Regions from separate parts of the Homo sapiens genome. Here region 1 is linked to region 2. Evidence: chromatin loops called from intact Hi-C (ENCODE). Cell type or tissue: PC-9. All regions are shown on one strand.

The links. Peaks named below come from ENCODE experiments on the same cell type or tissue, not always from the same donor. Only the 100,000 strongest peaks of a DNase experiment are listed, where the experiment ranks them.
Region 1: it touches region 2 in a loop (7-fold over the local background); 7 of 110 quality-filtered maps call a loop at or near these places.

What each region holds. Positions count from the first base shown.
Region 1 is chr15:74,528,171-74,536,170 of GRCh38, forward strand. It overlaps LOC124903528 (a long non-coding RNA gene), which reads right to left. Exons shown (of 2, transcript XR_007064719.1): 2 at 7,171-7,565. Among named protein-coding and RNA genes, the nearest start is that of ARID3B, 9.0 kb to the right of the region's middle. RefSeq lists a silencer at 3,505-3,705. In PC-9, no CTCF peak of the experiment used is centred here; a DNase peak (open chromatin) is centred at 3,221; H3K4me3 peaks cover 627 bases; H3K27ac peaks cover 3,295 bases.
Region 2 is chr15:74,419,377-74,427,376 of GRCh38, forward strand. All of the region lies in intron 1 of SEMA7A (semaphorin 7A (JohnMiltonHagen blood group)), which reads right to left. Among named protein-coding and RNA genes, the nearest start is that of SEMA7A, 11 kb to the right of the region's middle. RefSeq lists enhancers at 2,217-2,848, 3,552-3,846, 4,112-4,742. In PC-9, no CTCF peak of the experiment used is centred here; DNase peaks (open chromatin) are centred at 945, 3,655 and 4,285; H3K27ac peaks cover 5,072 bases.

The sequences.
Region 1 (8,000 bases), 110 kb after region 2:
CAGCACTTTGGGAGGCTGAGGAGGGCAGATCACGAGGTCAGGAGTTCGAGACCAGCCTGACTAACATGGTGAAACCCCGTCTCTACTGAAAAAAAAAAAAAATTAGCCATGCGTGGTGGCGGGCGCTTGTAATCCCAGCTACTCAGGAGGCTGAGGCAGGAGAATCGCTTGAACTCGGGAGGCAGAGGTTGCAGTGGGCCAAGATTGCATCATTGCACTCCAGCCTGGGCGACAGGGTGAGACTCCGTCTCAAAAAATAAATAAACAAATAAAATAAAAATAGAAAAATTAGCCGGGCATGGTGGTGCATGCCTGAAATCCCAGCTACTAGGGGGGCTGAGGCAGGAAAATTGCTTGAACCTGGGAGGTGGAGGTTGCAGTGAGCTGAGATCGTGCCACTGCACTCCAGCCTGGGCAACAGAGCGAGGCTCCGTCTCAAAAAAAAAAAAAAAGAAAAAGCCAAAATTAAACTTTAGTCTGAAGATGGGACATGTATCATAACTGTCTTTATTGTTAAGATAGGAAATAGGGGCCAGGTGCGGTGGCCCATGTCTGTAATCTCAGCACTCTGGGAGGCCAAGGTGGGCAGATCACCTGAGATCAGGAGTTCAAGACCAGCCTAGTCAACATAGCGAAACCCTGTCTCTACCAAAAATACAAAAATTAGCCATGCATGGTGGTGGGCGCCTTGGTTTTCAAAAGGTTAAATCATTGTTCAGTTTTTTCAAAATGATTTTATTTTACATACTTCTCTGCAACTTGCCAGTCTCTCTCTCTCTCTTTTTCTTTTTTCTTTTTTTTTTTTTTTTTTGAGACATGGTCTCACTATGTTACTCAGGCTGGAGTGCAGTGGCATGGTCATGGCTCACTGCAGCCTCGACCTCCTGGGCTCAAGCAACTCTTTTACCTCAGCCTTCTGAGTAGCTGAGACTACAGCCACCATGTCCAGCTAATTAAAAACTTTTTTTTTATAGAGATGGGGGTCACGCTATGTTGCCTAGGCTAATCTCCAATTCCCGGGCTCAGGTGATCCTTTCGCCTCAGCCTCTGAAAGTGTTGGTATTACAGGCGTGAACCACCTCTCCCAGCCTGCCAATTTCTTTTCTTTTCCTTTTTTTTTTTTTTTTTTTTTTTTTTGAGACAGAATCTGGCTCTGTCGCCCAGGCTGGAGTGCAATGGTGTGATCTCAGCTCACTGCAAATTCCTGGCTTCAAGCAATTCTCCTGCCTCAGCCTCCCAAGTAGCTGGGATTATAGGCGCCTGCCACCACTCCCAGCTAATTTTTGTATTTTTATTAAAGATGGGGTTTCACCATGTTGGCCAGGCTCTTCTTGAACCTCTGACCTCATGATTCACCTGCCTCCGATCCCAAAGTGCTGGGATTACAGGTGTGAGCCGCCACACCTGGCTGCTAATTTCTCTTTAAATTGTACTGCTGACATCTTCTCAGTCAGTAGAAGTATATCGACTTCATTATTTTTAATACCTTTAGTCATTTTTTTTGGTAATCATTCATTTTTAATAAAGAGGGATTCTTCAAATTTTTTGGTTCTTTTTTTTTTTTAAGGGAGTCTCGCTCTGTTGCCCAGGCTGGACTGCAGTGGCGCAATCTCGGCTCACTGCAACCTCTGCCTCTGGGGCTCAAACGATTCTCCTGCTTCAGCCTCCCAAGTAGCTGGGACTACAGGCATCTGCCACTACACCCAGCTAATTTTTGTATTTTTAGTCGAGACAGGGTTTCACCATGTTGGCCAGGCTGGTCTCGAATTCCTGACCTCAAATGATCTGCCAGCCGTGGCCTCCCAAAGTGCTGAGATTACAGGCGTGGGCCACCGCGCCCGGCCTCAAATTTTGTGATTATTCATTTAAATTTTGTAATCAAACATTAGGGTGACGTGTTGGAGCTGATCCCATACTGTAGGTTCAGGAAATACAGTCATTGCAGACATCATCATTAACGTTAAAGCAAGCAACACAGAGGCTTCTCTCTTGGGACTGAGAAGGGAAAGAGGTGTAGGAAACATATACAAATGTAAAAACTATTCTCCTAGTACTTGGCTTCTGGAAGTGAAACTGAAGGACTGTACTGTCCATATTAGGAAATGACTGGCTGCTGGATGACCACAGTGTTAAGCTTTTTGTCCCTTTTTGTGGGGAGAGAGATGAAAGGGAATTGGTCAGGAGGACATCAGATCAGTTAGCTTTATAATCAATCTCTTCTCTTCCAACACAATCTCAGTAGAGTTATAAGCATTAGGAAATCAAACTTTCACTTTAATTAGAGAGATTGAAAATCTGGCTCCATTTTTAAAGGTGAGGGTTCTAAATTGTATTCCTAAATGATGTTAACTATTGTTCCCCGAAATTGCATCAGGGTTAAAAATTTGTGTTGAGGTTGGTTTGAATTAATCTAAATATTCAACATGTGCTCTTGCCATAAAGCAGAAAGCAAAGGCCTGAAGTAGACAAGCTTTTTAACCTTTCTGGCATTTCATAGATTTCACCTTAATAAAATTCTGAAAACTCCCATTATAGTATAATTAGCTTCCTTTATTTTATTTATGTATTTTTTTGAGACACCTGTGTAGGTATCTGTGGACACATTTATGAGAATCGGTTGGCCCTGCAACTCTCCCAGTCAAGCTCACTGCCAGGCTAACTTTGGCTTGTGTACCTTCTCCTCTTAGTTTCACCAATACTTGACAGAGTCTGGCTCAGCACAGCTCTATGGGATGGAGGGCCAGATGGCTCCCAAAGAGCCCTGACCAGAGGCACAGGCCTGTGACCAGGTGTCCTATTCTAGGACAGATGGCTTGAATTGCCTCCTGCTCCCTTTTGCTCTGACAGTCTCTGGGACTACTGAGCGCTGGGGCCACTACAGAAATTGGATGATGCTTTGCAAAGATGGCTTTTAATTAAGTATCAGGGAGAGTGAGACAATCCAATATTTTCAAAGATGAGTCACTCTGGGATTGGCCTTTTTGCTTGCCTTAGAGGTCTAACCTCTTCCATTCACAGGTGAGAGACAGAACAATGTAGTCAAGTCAGTTCATCAGCATGTTGGCAAATCGGAGTCCCAGGCTTGGAGAAGACCTTTGCAGTGAAGGCATGTGGAAAGAGAATGTGGCAAGAGAGCAGCTATCTTCAGGGGAATGTTGGTCTGCCCACTGCCAGGAGGGCTTGTTACTCTGAAAAAGTTTTCAAAGTTTACCTTTGAGCCTCAGTAACTAGGTACTGGCATTTCCCCAGGGTTTAGTGGTTAGTGGAGGCTGACACTTCACATAACCCAGGTCACCAGACACCAAATACCAATTGTCTGACTTAAAATACAAACAGTTCTATGAAAGAGGACACCCAGTAGTCAGCCTGATGGTCGTATCCCCTACCCACAGGAAAACACACTGAAAGCCCACTCAGGCTGCAGATACGTTACTGACGCATCCACCACCACAGCTAGAGAGATACCCTCAGGAATGTGTTGACTTGATATACCTCCTTGCTGGGCCCCCTAGTCACATTCTTTCTTTACACAAGTTAATACCATTTACTCAGCAGAGGCTTTACACATGCTAATAGAGGCTCCTCAGGCTACACCTTCATCTCAGGACAAGTGGAAACCTTAATCATCTGGTTTCATTTTAATTTTCCATGACAGTAAAAGGTACAGTGACTACAGGACAGTCCTTTCCTGCCTTCCTGGGGTAGTTAATCCTAAAAAACCTCTTGTGGGGCAATTCAAGTTGAAAATGTAATCAGTACTTAATTTCAATGGGAAAACATTTTATATGTGCACAGTGTCCCAAAATTAACACCCACTCATGCTAAAACATCAAATCTCATTAAGACAGACACAATTACATTAACAATTACACTGGCTATCATAAACAAAACTAAAGGCATTTTCCCTTCATTAGTTATGATCTCATTAGTTACGAGATTATTATCCCATAATATGGCCATTTACCCGTTGTTTCTTAGCTTTTATGCACTGTACATTTAAGACTAAATTTAGGCCAGGCTCAGTGGCTCACACTTGTAATCCCAGCACTTTGAGATGCCAAGGCAGGTGGATCACTTGAGGTCAGGAGTTCAAGACCACCCTGGCCAACATGGCGAAACCCTATCTCTACTAAAAATACAAAAAAAAAATTGGTCAGGCACGGTAGTTCACGCCTGTAATCCCAGCATTTTGGGAGGCCAAGGAGGGCAGATCCCAAGGTCAGAAGTTCGAGACCAGCCTGGCCAATATGCTGAAACCCCATCTCTACTAAAAATACAAAAAAAAAAAAAAAAAAAAATTAGCTGGGCGTGGTGGCGCCCACCTGTAGTCCCAGCTACTTGGAAGACTGAAGCAGAAGAATCACTTGAACCCGGGAGGCGGAGGTAGCAGTGAGCCGAGATTGTGCCACTGCACTCCAGCCTGGCAGCCTGGGTGACAGAGCGCGACTCCATCTCAAAAAAAAAAAAAAAAGGTCAGGCCTATCCCAGTACTTTGGGAGGCCAAGGCAGGCGGATCACTGAGGTCAGGAATTTGAGACCAGCCTGGCCAACGTGGTGAAACCCTGTCTCTACTAAAAATGCAAAAATTAGCTGGGTGTGGTGGTGGGCACCTGTAATCCCAGTTACTCGGGAGGCTGAGGTAGGGGAATTGCTTGAACCCAGGAGACGGAGGTTGCAGTAAGCCAAGATCGCACCACTGCACTCCAACTTGGGTGACAGAGCGAAATTCTGTCTCAAAAAAAAAAAAAATTAGCCGGGTGTGGTGGTGCACTCCTGTAATCCCAGCTACTCGGGAGGCTGAGGCAGGACCCGGAAGGTGGAGGTTGCAATGAGCTGAGATCGACAGAGAAAGACTCCGTCTCAAAAAAAAAAAAGATATATACGGCCAGGCGGCTGGGAGTTCGCGACCAGCCTGACCAACATGTAGAAATCCTGATTCTACTAAAAATACAAAATTAGCCAGGCCTGGTGGCACATGCCTGTAATCCCAGCTACTCAAGGGGAATCGCTTGAACCCAGGAGGGCAGAGGTTGTGGTGAACCAAGATCCTGCCATTGCACTCCAGCCCGGGCAACAAGAGCGAAACTCCGTCTAAAAAAAAAAAAAGACTAAACATGCAAAACATACGTAAAAAATGATGTCCAATGTTTATACAACTTAACCTTTTTTTTTTTCTGAGACAAGGTCTCATTCTATTGCCCAGGCTGGAGTGCAGTGGCATGATCATAGCTCACTGCTCAAGTGATCCTGCCTCAGCTTCCCATCAGAGTAGCCAGGACTACAGGCATGCACCACCATTCCTAGCAGTTTTTAAAAACTTTTTTGAGGCTGGGCACGCTGGCTCATGTCTATAATTCCAGCACTTTGAGAGGCCGAGGCAGGTGGATCACTTGAGGTCAGGAGTTCGAGACCAGCCTGGCCAACATCGTGAAACCCCATCTCTACTAAAAATACAAAAATTAGCTGGGTGTGGTGGCAGGTGCCTGTAATTCCAGCTACTCAGGAGGCAGAGACAGAAAAATTGCTTGAACCCAGGAAGCGGAGGTTGCAGTGAGCAGAGATTGTGCCACTGCACTCCAGCCTGGGTGACACATTGAGACTCCGTCTCAAAAAAAAGAAAAAAAAAAAATTCTTTTTCAGGCCATGTGCAGTGGCTCACGCCTGTAATCCTAGCACTTTGGGAAGCCGAGGCGGGCGGATCATCTAAGGCCAGGAGTTCGAGACCAGCCTGGCCAACATGGTGAAACCCCATCGCTAATAAAAATACAAAAATTAGCCAGGCGTGGTGGTAGGTGCCTGTAATCCCTGTTACTCAGGAGGCTGAGGCAGGAGAATCACTTGAACCCAGGAGGCAGAGGTTGCAGTGAGCTGAGATCAGGCTATTGCACACCAGCCTGGGGGACAAGAATGAGGCTTCGTCTCAAAAAAAAAAAAAAAAAAAAAAACCTTTTTGTAGAGACAGGGTCTTGCTATGTTGCCCAGGCTGAACTTGAATGCCTGGCCTCAAGTGATCTTCCCATCTAGGCCTCTCAAAGTGATAAAATTATAGGCAAGAGGCACCGAGCCTGGCCTTAACCTTTGTTTTAAAAAAAGAGTAACAAGGGCCGGGCACAGTGGCTCACACCTGTAATCCCAGCACTTTGGGAGGCTGAGACGGGCGAATCACGAGGTCAGGAGATCGAGACCATCCTGGCTAACACAGTGAAATCCTGTCTTTACTAAAAATACAAAAAAAAATTAGCCGGGCTTGGTGGCGGGTGCCTGTAGTCCCAGCTACTGGGGAGGCTGAGGCAGGAGAATGGCATGAACCCAGGAAGCGGAGCTTGCAGTGAGCTGAGATCGCACCACTGCACTCCAGCCTGGGTGACAGAGTGAGACTGTCTCAAAAAAAAAAAAGAAGAGTAACAAGGGCCAGGCACGATGGCTCACGCTTGTAATCCCAAACACTTTGGGAGGACAAAGCAGGAGGATCACTTGAGTCCAGGAGTTCAAGACCAGCCTGGGCAACAGGGTGAAACCACATCTCTACAAAAAATACAAAAATTAGCTGCGCGTGATGGTGCACACCTGTGGTCCCAGCTGCTCGGGAGGCTAAGGTAGGAGGACCGCTTGAGCCTGGGAGGCAGAGGCTGCAGTGAACTGAGATCATGTCAGTGCACTCCAGCCTGGGTGAAAGAGAGAGACCCTGTCTCAAAAAAAAAAAAAAAAAAAAAAAAAGTAACAAGTCTTGGCACAGTTGTTTGTGCCTGTAATCCCGGCACTTTGGGAGGCTGATGCAGGAGGACTGCTTGAGCCCAAGAGTTCCGGACCAGCCTGGGTAACACAGTGAGACCTCGAGGCTGACACAGGAGGATCGCCTGAGCCCAGAAGTTCAAGACCAGTCTGGGTAGTACAGTGAGACCCGGCTCAATTAAAAAAAAAAAAAAAAAAGTAATAAAATGAATGAAAACCTTGCAAATAAAATTACCTTCACTGAACAAGTGAAATAACAAGAGACTTGATGTGTATTATTAAGCCTTAAATATGTTTTGCTATAAATCAGCAAAACTATGAGAAATCTGATGAGATAACTTAAGGTAACACAGACCAGCTCTGTGAAGCTGATGCATGTTGGCTTCAGGCACTCCAAGAAGTACACCAAACAAATCCATCCTGAGAGCTGCAAAGACATGCTTTGTGTTTCAGTTTTTATTGCAGAACAAACTACCTCAAAACTTACTGGTTTCACTCTTAAACAATAAGCATTTATTCTTTTTCATCAGTCTGTGGGTTTGCTGGGGAAGTCTTCTGGTCTGGGCCAGCTTAGCTGGGCCTGGATGGTCTAGAATGCTCTTGTTCATATGTCTGGTAGTTGCTGGCAGGCTAGCTGGTCTAAGGGGCCACACTCATACATGTCTGGCAGTTGGTCAGATGTCAGATGGGGTGATGACTATGTGTCTGTCATCATCCATTAGGTTAGTAGGAGTTATCCTCGTGGTAGTGGAAGAGGTCACAGCAGCAAGAGAAAGCAACCCCCTGTTGTAATCACTTCTCAAGACACTTCTTGCTTTACATTTGCCAGTGTCCTACAGGACAAAGCAAGTCACACGGCCAAGCCTAGATTCAGTGAATGGAGAAACAGACTCCACCTCTGCATTGGAGAAGCTGAAAAACACTGTGGCTATTCTGTTCAACCCACTACCCTTTAGAAGCTAAAGTAGAGATTAAATGATATTCCTTGTAACATGAATGGGCACGTATCTCAGGGTTTAATCATCTAGGTTTCAGGGCATTCTACATTTTCTGTTACTTATATCATATTTCTGTGATGGGAGGAGCATGCTTTTCTGTTTCAGCTACTGAGGTCAACTAGTAGGGCCACTTTCCTAGGACCTTTTCTATACCTTGAGACAGAGATAAAACTGAAGAGGTAGGCAAGAAGCTAGATCTTCTTAGGGCCCTGTAGGCCACATAAAGGAATTTAGGACTTGATCCCAAGAGCAATGCGAAGCCATAGAGCA
Region 2 (8,000 bases):
GCGCCCCCCAACCCCGGGCCTTTCAGCAGGCAGCAGGGCCTTCAAGCACCCCCCTTGGAGTCCAGGTTCCCAGGAATCACAATGCTCAGAACCCCTTCTCCTCCTTCAGGAATCCCTCTCCAACCTCTCCTGGCCCATCCCCAGCCCCTTAGTGAGCACTAGACTAGAGGAGGAAAGGAATCTCAACATCTACTCCGTCCCATTTCACAGATGGGAAAACAGAGGCCAAGGGAGGGGCAGCCCAAGGGCACACGGAAGCAGGTCAGTAGCAGACCCTGAACCAGAGCCTGCACTCCTGCCTACCAAGCTGGACTCTATTCCATGGCCCACTCTGGCCTGGTTTCACCCATGAGGATGCTAGCTCTCCGGGGGGTGAAGATCGGCTCTTCCTCCCCAGCAACTCTGGGACAGGGGAACCTTCACAGAGCACAGCCTGGGACTTTCAGCAGAAGGGCTGACCGGGAAAATTTTCCCCAAAAAAGAAACTGACTGCAGCCACTGCCTCTGGGGAGGTGTCTCATCTCCAGTGACACTGCTGAGGTTGTCCTGGTTGCAGGAGTAAATTATAGGGATGGGATGGCCTGTGGTTGTGCCCCCAGCAATCAGCCACACCCAGCATCTTCCCACCTCTGACCAGCCTGGGCCTCACCTAGGAACTGGGTCTGACCACTGTTTTTTCAGCTGCAGGAAACTCTGGGGCAGCCAGCTTGGCAGTGACACCCAAGCTCCAGCTCTGACCAAAAAGAACTACCATTTCCTCAACTCTGCCCCCGATCCCTCTTATTCCCATTGGAGCCATCCCTATTGATTCTGCATTTAACAGGGGCAAGGAGCAGCTGGACCACACACTGTGCCACCACACCTTCATTCTTTAAGAAACATCCCTTCATGGCCAGGTCACCCCCGGAAGTGAGCATTCTTCACCTCTTCTGTGGCCTGGCGCACTGTGCAGAGAAGAATGCTGAGGTACCCTGGGAGACATGCCAAGGTCACACCAGCAGGCAGGACACATTAGCTTGTCCCAGGCTGCAGTATCAGTTCTCAGCAGCATGGCAGGCTACAGAGAGAAGTGCTGAGCTCACTGTCCTTGGGTGGTGTGGCTCTCCTGGTGCACATCACAAACAGCCCAACTGAACAGCTCCGGGGATATCAGCCCTCCCTGGCCCCCAAGCCTCCCTCCCTGTAGGCCCGAGATGTGCAGAGCAAGGGCTGAGAGGTACTGGCACTTCGGTGGGAGGGAGGGAGAGCTGGCAGGTCTTGGGTGCTGCCCTGCTCCCCCTCCCTTCCTGGGATAAAATTAGAGTGCTGGGGTCACAGACACAGTCTTCCTGACTCAGCTCCCGTAACTCCCCTTCCACCCGCAGCCCAAACTGCAGCCACCATCCTCTGTGGCCCAGCCAGAGATCCAGACAGTCTGCCGCCCCAACTCCCCTCCTGCTCCCCTCCCATCCACCGATAGCCAGACTGGCAGCCAGGAAAAGGTGCGTGTCTGCATCTAGAGATGCTGGGCTAGGACCTGAGATCCATAGTCCCTGGGAGTCAAAGCAGAAAAGTTCTAGCCGTCAGACTGTGCTAGCCACCTTCATCAGTCACCTTAGCCCCACTCCTGCACCAAGGCCACAGGCCCAGGTCTCCGAGGGGGCCGGCAAGGCCAATGTACAACTACTCAAGGGAAAAGAGGCACCAGACAGGACTCTGGGTGGGGGCACCCTGGTCTAGGAATTGCAGGGCTGTTGAAGAGAAGAGGAAAACAGTCCTGCCCTGGGGAGTCGAGCCTGATGGCAGAGACATGACTGGGTCCTGGAGAGCAAGGTCTGAGGGGGAGGTCTGGCCCTACCCTGGGAATACATCTGAGGGGTCAGACAGCCACACCACAGAAAACTTCCACAGCTCTCCAGCAAAACTGTCTTAGCATGGACCCCAGGGCTGCCCACAAAGTATCTGCTGAAGACATGAAGGGAGGGTGAGGGCTGCTGGCCCCTGGGTAGGAGCTGCAGCACTAGGGCCCGGACAATCCCATGCGGATCTGCAAGCCTGAGCCCAGTTCCCTTCAAACCCTAGCCACAATGGCTAGGGTGGAGGAAGCAGGGACTGTTCGTCCCATTTTGCAGGAAAACGAACAGGAGCCCAGGACCACGGCCTCCCATGACCCCCAGGTTCCTGGCCCTCCCACCTCTGTTCTTGGTGATGCGTATGGACTAGAGGGAATGACACCAGCTCAGCCCCAGGACAAGGCCTTGGCCCATTCTCCACCCCAGCCCCAGCCTGGGCTCCCGCACCGCCTGAGGCCCTCAAAAGGCCTGATTGTGCCCGGGAAGTGTCGAGCAGCAGCAGCTCGATGAATACATGAAAGGAAGCTTTGTTCAGGTTGGCAGGAGCGGGGGCTGGGGGCTAAGGGGCAGGAGGGCTGCCTGGAAGTGAAGGCAGCACCAAGCCATCAGGGCCAGGCCTCGAGTCTCTGCCCAGGCAGGGGCTGAGCAAGGCCAGGGGCTACCCCTAAAAAGGCCAGGCCAAGGGAGTATGTATCATATCCCTGAACATTTTCTTTGTGATGCTTTATGAACCCAAACGGAGAGGTGAGGTAGATAAAAGCTGGATGGGCCCTGAACAGGCCGGGAGGGAAAGCCAGGCAGAGGACGCAACCTGAGCAAAGGTGGGGAAGGTGGCTGTATGGAGGACAGAGGCCATGCGCTGCAGCCTGGCAGAGTCCTAATGAGAAGAATCGGGAAGGTGAGCTGAGGCCCACGTGTGATGGGGGAGGGAAGATGCAGCCTGTCCAAGGACACACTGACCCACTGCCCACCACTCTCCCCTGCTGCCTGAACCTACGAGCAGGGCCAGGAGTGGAAAATGCCTCCCCATCCTCTGGCGTCCCCCACCTCCTGGCTCCCCCTGCTTCCCATCCTGCTTGTCTAAAAGGAGCACCGTCTGGCACCGTGTCCCCCCCTCACTCCCCAGCCTGACGCATTAGTGGCTAAGTGGTAGCTAAAAGCTCCCAGAATAACCAGGGGCTCAGGTAGGGGAGGGGGCTAGGGACATATGGGGAGGGCATAGCCCAGAGGCAGGCCAGGAACAAGACAACCCACCTCCCGCCCCATGTGATTCCGAGCCAATCCTCACTCGTGCTGGACCAAGAAAGCACATTCAGGCTGCCCCGTACCCAGCCGGACTCCATAGTTCCCCTGAGTACCATTTCTCATGGTGGCAGGGCCAGCAAGGCCCAGCTCCGGCCAGATAGGAGGGCTGCAAGGATGGCTGGGTTGTAGGAGATAACCTCCACCAGACACAGCCGCAGGGCCGGGTGCTCACAGGGCTCTGATCCCATTGGAAAGAATGGGGCCTGACTCCTTAGGGACCCTACCCTCGATCACCACCCCAGCAGCTGACCGACTGTGGCAAGTCTGGGCCTCTGGCATGCATTTCCTAACTCAGGCCTGCCTGGTGGAGCACGTTTCCTCTTCTCATTCACTCTGGTGCTGTCACCGTCTGGCCCGCTGTCCCCATACTCTTGTTGTTTGTGAAAGAGGAGTGCAGCTCCAGGGGAGGGCAGAGTGGGAGGTGTTGTTGTCCATGAAGGGGCTGGGTCCCATGCTCTGGTCTGGCAAAGCCAGCCTTGCAACCTGACCCACTGACCCAGTGGGCCTTGAATGTAACCTCAAGGAGCCTTTTGAAAGTGGGCAGAGAGTCAGGCTCTGAAAATGGCAGGAATGTGGGCACCCCCACAGAGAATGCCTAAGTCAGGCAGTCAGAGAGGCCCCGGGCCAAAGAGCAGAAAGCAGGCCGACCTCAGGTTGGAGAGCCAGCACATCTGGCAGGAGCGTCCTCCCACAGTTGTGCCCCCACCCCTGCACTGCCAGGCCTACCTCACACCCTCGCCCAACTACGTGTCTGGAAAAGAGAGTAGAGGGAAGGCCCACGTGATGCCTAGGAATTAGCCTGCAGCCTCTCCACCCTTTGGAATCCCACATCCACATGTCAAGGTGGAAGGGAGAGGATCTAAACAGTCATTGAACTGAAGGACACAGAGGCCAGAGAGGCTGTACCACCGGCCCAAGGACACAGAGCGAGGGAAGCTCCAAGTTTCCAGTACCCATTACCCAGCTGCTTCTCTCCAGGATCACATCCTGGGCTTCCTGGAGAGCCTCTGATTTGCAAAAAGCTGTATATTCAGCCTCTCCCTACTTCCCTGAATCATCCCTACTCTACCCTTCCCTCTCTTGCTCACTAGGTGCCGAGTCACTAACCTGATAACTAAAGGGAATCACCCGCCCACCCACCTTCCAGGTGAGGCCCTGATCTCCTAGGGGCCTTTAGTGATCAAAGCCTTAAATCCAAAGGAGTGACTAATGGTGGAAGTGTAGGTGCCGTGCATGTCAGAGTGGTAGAGGAAACCCTTCCACTAGGGGTGGGAATACAGGAACAAATGTTTCTGTCTCTCCTGATATGGCCAGGAAGAGGGTGTGAGAAGCCTGGTTTCCAGGGTGGCACCGGCTCGGTGCTAAGGATAGGTCATGGTTGCAGGTGGGTCCTGGCAACTCTCAGGCAGGGTTAGGTTCTAGATTAGCTAGTCGCCTGGCAGGGGCAGAGCCTGTGTGCTGGGGCAGGTGGTGGGGCCTCGAGACAGCACTCAGCTCATGGAGGACTGAGAAGTCTAACTTGTTTATGAGCTATGAGAAGAGCGAGCTGTGTGCTGGGCCAAAGGGGAGCATCCTCCCACCCACCAAGGTCAGCTGTGGGTGGGAGGGGAGTATATCTCATGTGTGGCTCAGCCCTGGCTCCAAGAAGCCTCATTATCTCTTTGGTGGCTGGACAGCTGGCTGGCTGTGACGGTGATTGGGGCTGGGCCTTCCTGGGTTCATTTTCCTCCCTGTGGATTAGCTGGGTGCGAGTCAGGGTGGGTGCTGGTACTTGTTTGGGCCTGGGTTTTATGACCCACCAGGATTCTTGAAACAAATCACAAAACAATCAGGGTGAAGTCCATGGGTCTTTTTGGGAAAGTGTGACTCTCTGAGTGCCAGAGAAGTCAGACAGTTTTCTGGAAGTGGAGGCAGCAGAAGAAACTGACATTCTCATCTGCTTCCACTGACCAGCCCACCAAACCTCCAGCCACCCTGCAAAGAAGGCAGGACAACCTGTATTGCCGTTTTACAAACAGGAAAACTAATGCCCTTCCAAGCCACCAAGGTCTGGATGCTCTCCCCATGGCACCACTGTGCTCAAAGGACCAGAAGAAGGTTTGGCTATTGGGGAGACTGTCTGGGGCAAAGTCCTAGGGAGAAGGGACAGTGTGGAAAGCAAGCCCCTTGGTGAGAGGCTGTGCTGAGCAGGATTCAGGGACTCAGGGAAGGAAGGCTGGCACTGAGGCCCAGCTGGAGTGGGTAAGATGCCCTGAGCCCACGCCCAGGGAAGGCCGGAAGCCCAGGACAAACATCATGTCCCATCTACCTTCCAGCTGTTCTCCAGCCCAGCAGGTTCCAAAAGCCCCAGAGTGGGGCCGAAGTCGCTGGTGGCTCCTTCAAAGCAGACAAAGGGTAGCGGTGCAGGGCCTGCCCTTGGGCCCACAGCCAGGGCAGGGGTCGGGGAGAGGGCGGAGAATGGCTACACAACCCCAAGTGGAGGGAGGGAGGCAGGTGGAAGACTGCTGAGAAACAGAAGGTTCCCCAGTCTTAGCCTTAGCCTGAACCAGCAGGGGAGACTGAGCAAGGGCAGCCAGCCAGCAAAGCCCATTAGGGAGAACTGGCAGGGGCTGGGCTGCCAGGGCTGCATTCCATCAGAAACCAGAGATGCCAGAGGAGGAGGAGGAAGATGATGACGACGATGATGATGCCCCTACCACCCAACCCTTCCATCGCATTTACTACGTGCCAAACACTATTCCAAATGATTTTTAGATATATTAACTCATTTAATCATCACTGAACTCTCATGAAGTAGGTTCTTTTATTATCCCCATTTTGCAGATGAGGACCATGAGACACAGAGAAGCTGAGTAACTTACCCAGCATTACACAGCTAGTAAGGGGTGGAGCAGAGGTTCATACTCAGGCAAGCTGACTCCAGAATCTGTGCTTATAACATCGTATTCCAGAGATGAGCCCTTGGAGGCTTCCAAGGTCAGCCCTTCCCAGACAGATGAGGAGACCAAAGCCTACCGAGGGTGAGGCCCAGTTAGAGGCTACTTGGCTAATGAAGTCCTGACCTCTGCCCGTAACACCCTGAAGACAGTGTGTGCAAGTGAGCACAGGTGTGCAGGCCCAGGTGAATGTAGTGAATTCCTATGCTTTGATGTTGCCCTGGCATCCGTTTTGAATATAAGCTGGGTTTTCTCACACTAGAAGCAGGGCTCAGTCAACCTTGACACCGTTTCCAGCTCCCCACCTCCTCCCAGTTCCTCCATGTGCTCAATCCAGATATCTACCGTAGACAGTCGTCTCCTGGTGACTGCTTCCCTGTGGGATGGCTACATACAGCCCACTTGATTGGTCCTGCTGACCTTGTCCCACAGCCCGCATGGACTGTGCAGATAGGCCAGTGACCTTGTCTCAAGTCACAACATGACCTCCTGGAACTCATGACTGCTTGCTGTAAACCCACCAATTAAAACTCCCCATGGAGGCCAGGCACAGTGGGTCATGCCCATAATCCCGGCGCTTTGGGAGGCTGAGGTGGGCAGATCATTTGAGGTCAGGAGTTCGAGACTAGCCTGGCCAACATGGTGAAACCCCATCTCTACCAAAAATACAAAAAAATTAGCCAGACATGGTGGTGTGCGCCTGTACTCCCAGCTACTTGGGAGGCTGAGACAGAAGAATCGCTTGAACCCAGGAGGCAGAGGTTATAGTGAGCTGAGACCACGCCACTGCACTCCAGCCTGGGTGACAGAGCAAGACTCCATCTCAAAACAACAACAACAACAAAACAAACTCCCTGTGGAAAACTTGTTTTAATAACACCATGGACCCCATAAAGATGCTGGCCCATAGATCCCCCCACCCTGCACATGCTCCCTGACCTCCACCTGTGTGTGGCTTCAGGTACACCAGGTATCCCTCAAGACCTGTTAGTAACAAAATCTTTATTTCCACCTGCCTCTCTCTTAATCATGGAAGAGGTGCTCTCCATCTTAAAGATCCTAAGTTACAACAGTGGGGCAGGAATCTTCTCGAGGTGCAGCGTGGGGCCCCGGTCCTGAGTGACTGATTAGAAAGACAAGTCTCCCAAGATCTCGCTCAGAACATAAAGTACTCTGTGGGGCCGGGTGCCATGGCTCATGCCTGTTATCCCAGCACTTCGGGAGACCAAGGCAGAAGGATCACATGTGTTCAGGAGTTAGAGGCTGCAGAGAGCTATGAATGCACCACTGTACTCCAGCCTGGGAGACAGTGAGATCCTGTCTCTAAGAAAAAAAGTACTGCATGCTCTGAAGCTGACCACAGTGAAGGGCAGAGTGTGCTCACCAGCCAGGTCCCCACTCAGCCAGCCCTGGCGAAAACACTCACCTCCACTCCTCAGCTCAAGGACCCACCATGGCTCCTAACTGCCCATCCAAGCAGGGCCCAAAACCTCAGGGCAGGGCAGTCAAGGCCCACCTCATCTCTGCACAGCTCTGCCATGGCTCATTTCCATCTCTGCACTTTGCTCCTGTTCTCCCCTCCCTGGATTGACCTTCCTCCTTTTCTCTGTGCACATGGATCTTACCTGTCCTTGAAAATGTAGCTAAATCCCTTGGATCCAGGAAGTATTCCAGACTGCTCCAGCCCTCACTGCCCGTACCTTCGACCTTGTACCACAAACCATCTGGCACCACCATCTTCGCTCAGATCATGCTGTCTGATGGGATTTCATCTGGCCTATGGGGCCCTGAAGGTGAGGACCAGGCTTCCTCTTGCTCCAAGTCTTCCATTCCCAGGGAGCAGCTCAGACAGTGGAGAGAAGCAAGACTGGGGCAGGCCAAACTCCCATGCCAGAGGGACAGGTATCTTAGAACAGATTCCTGGGCC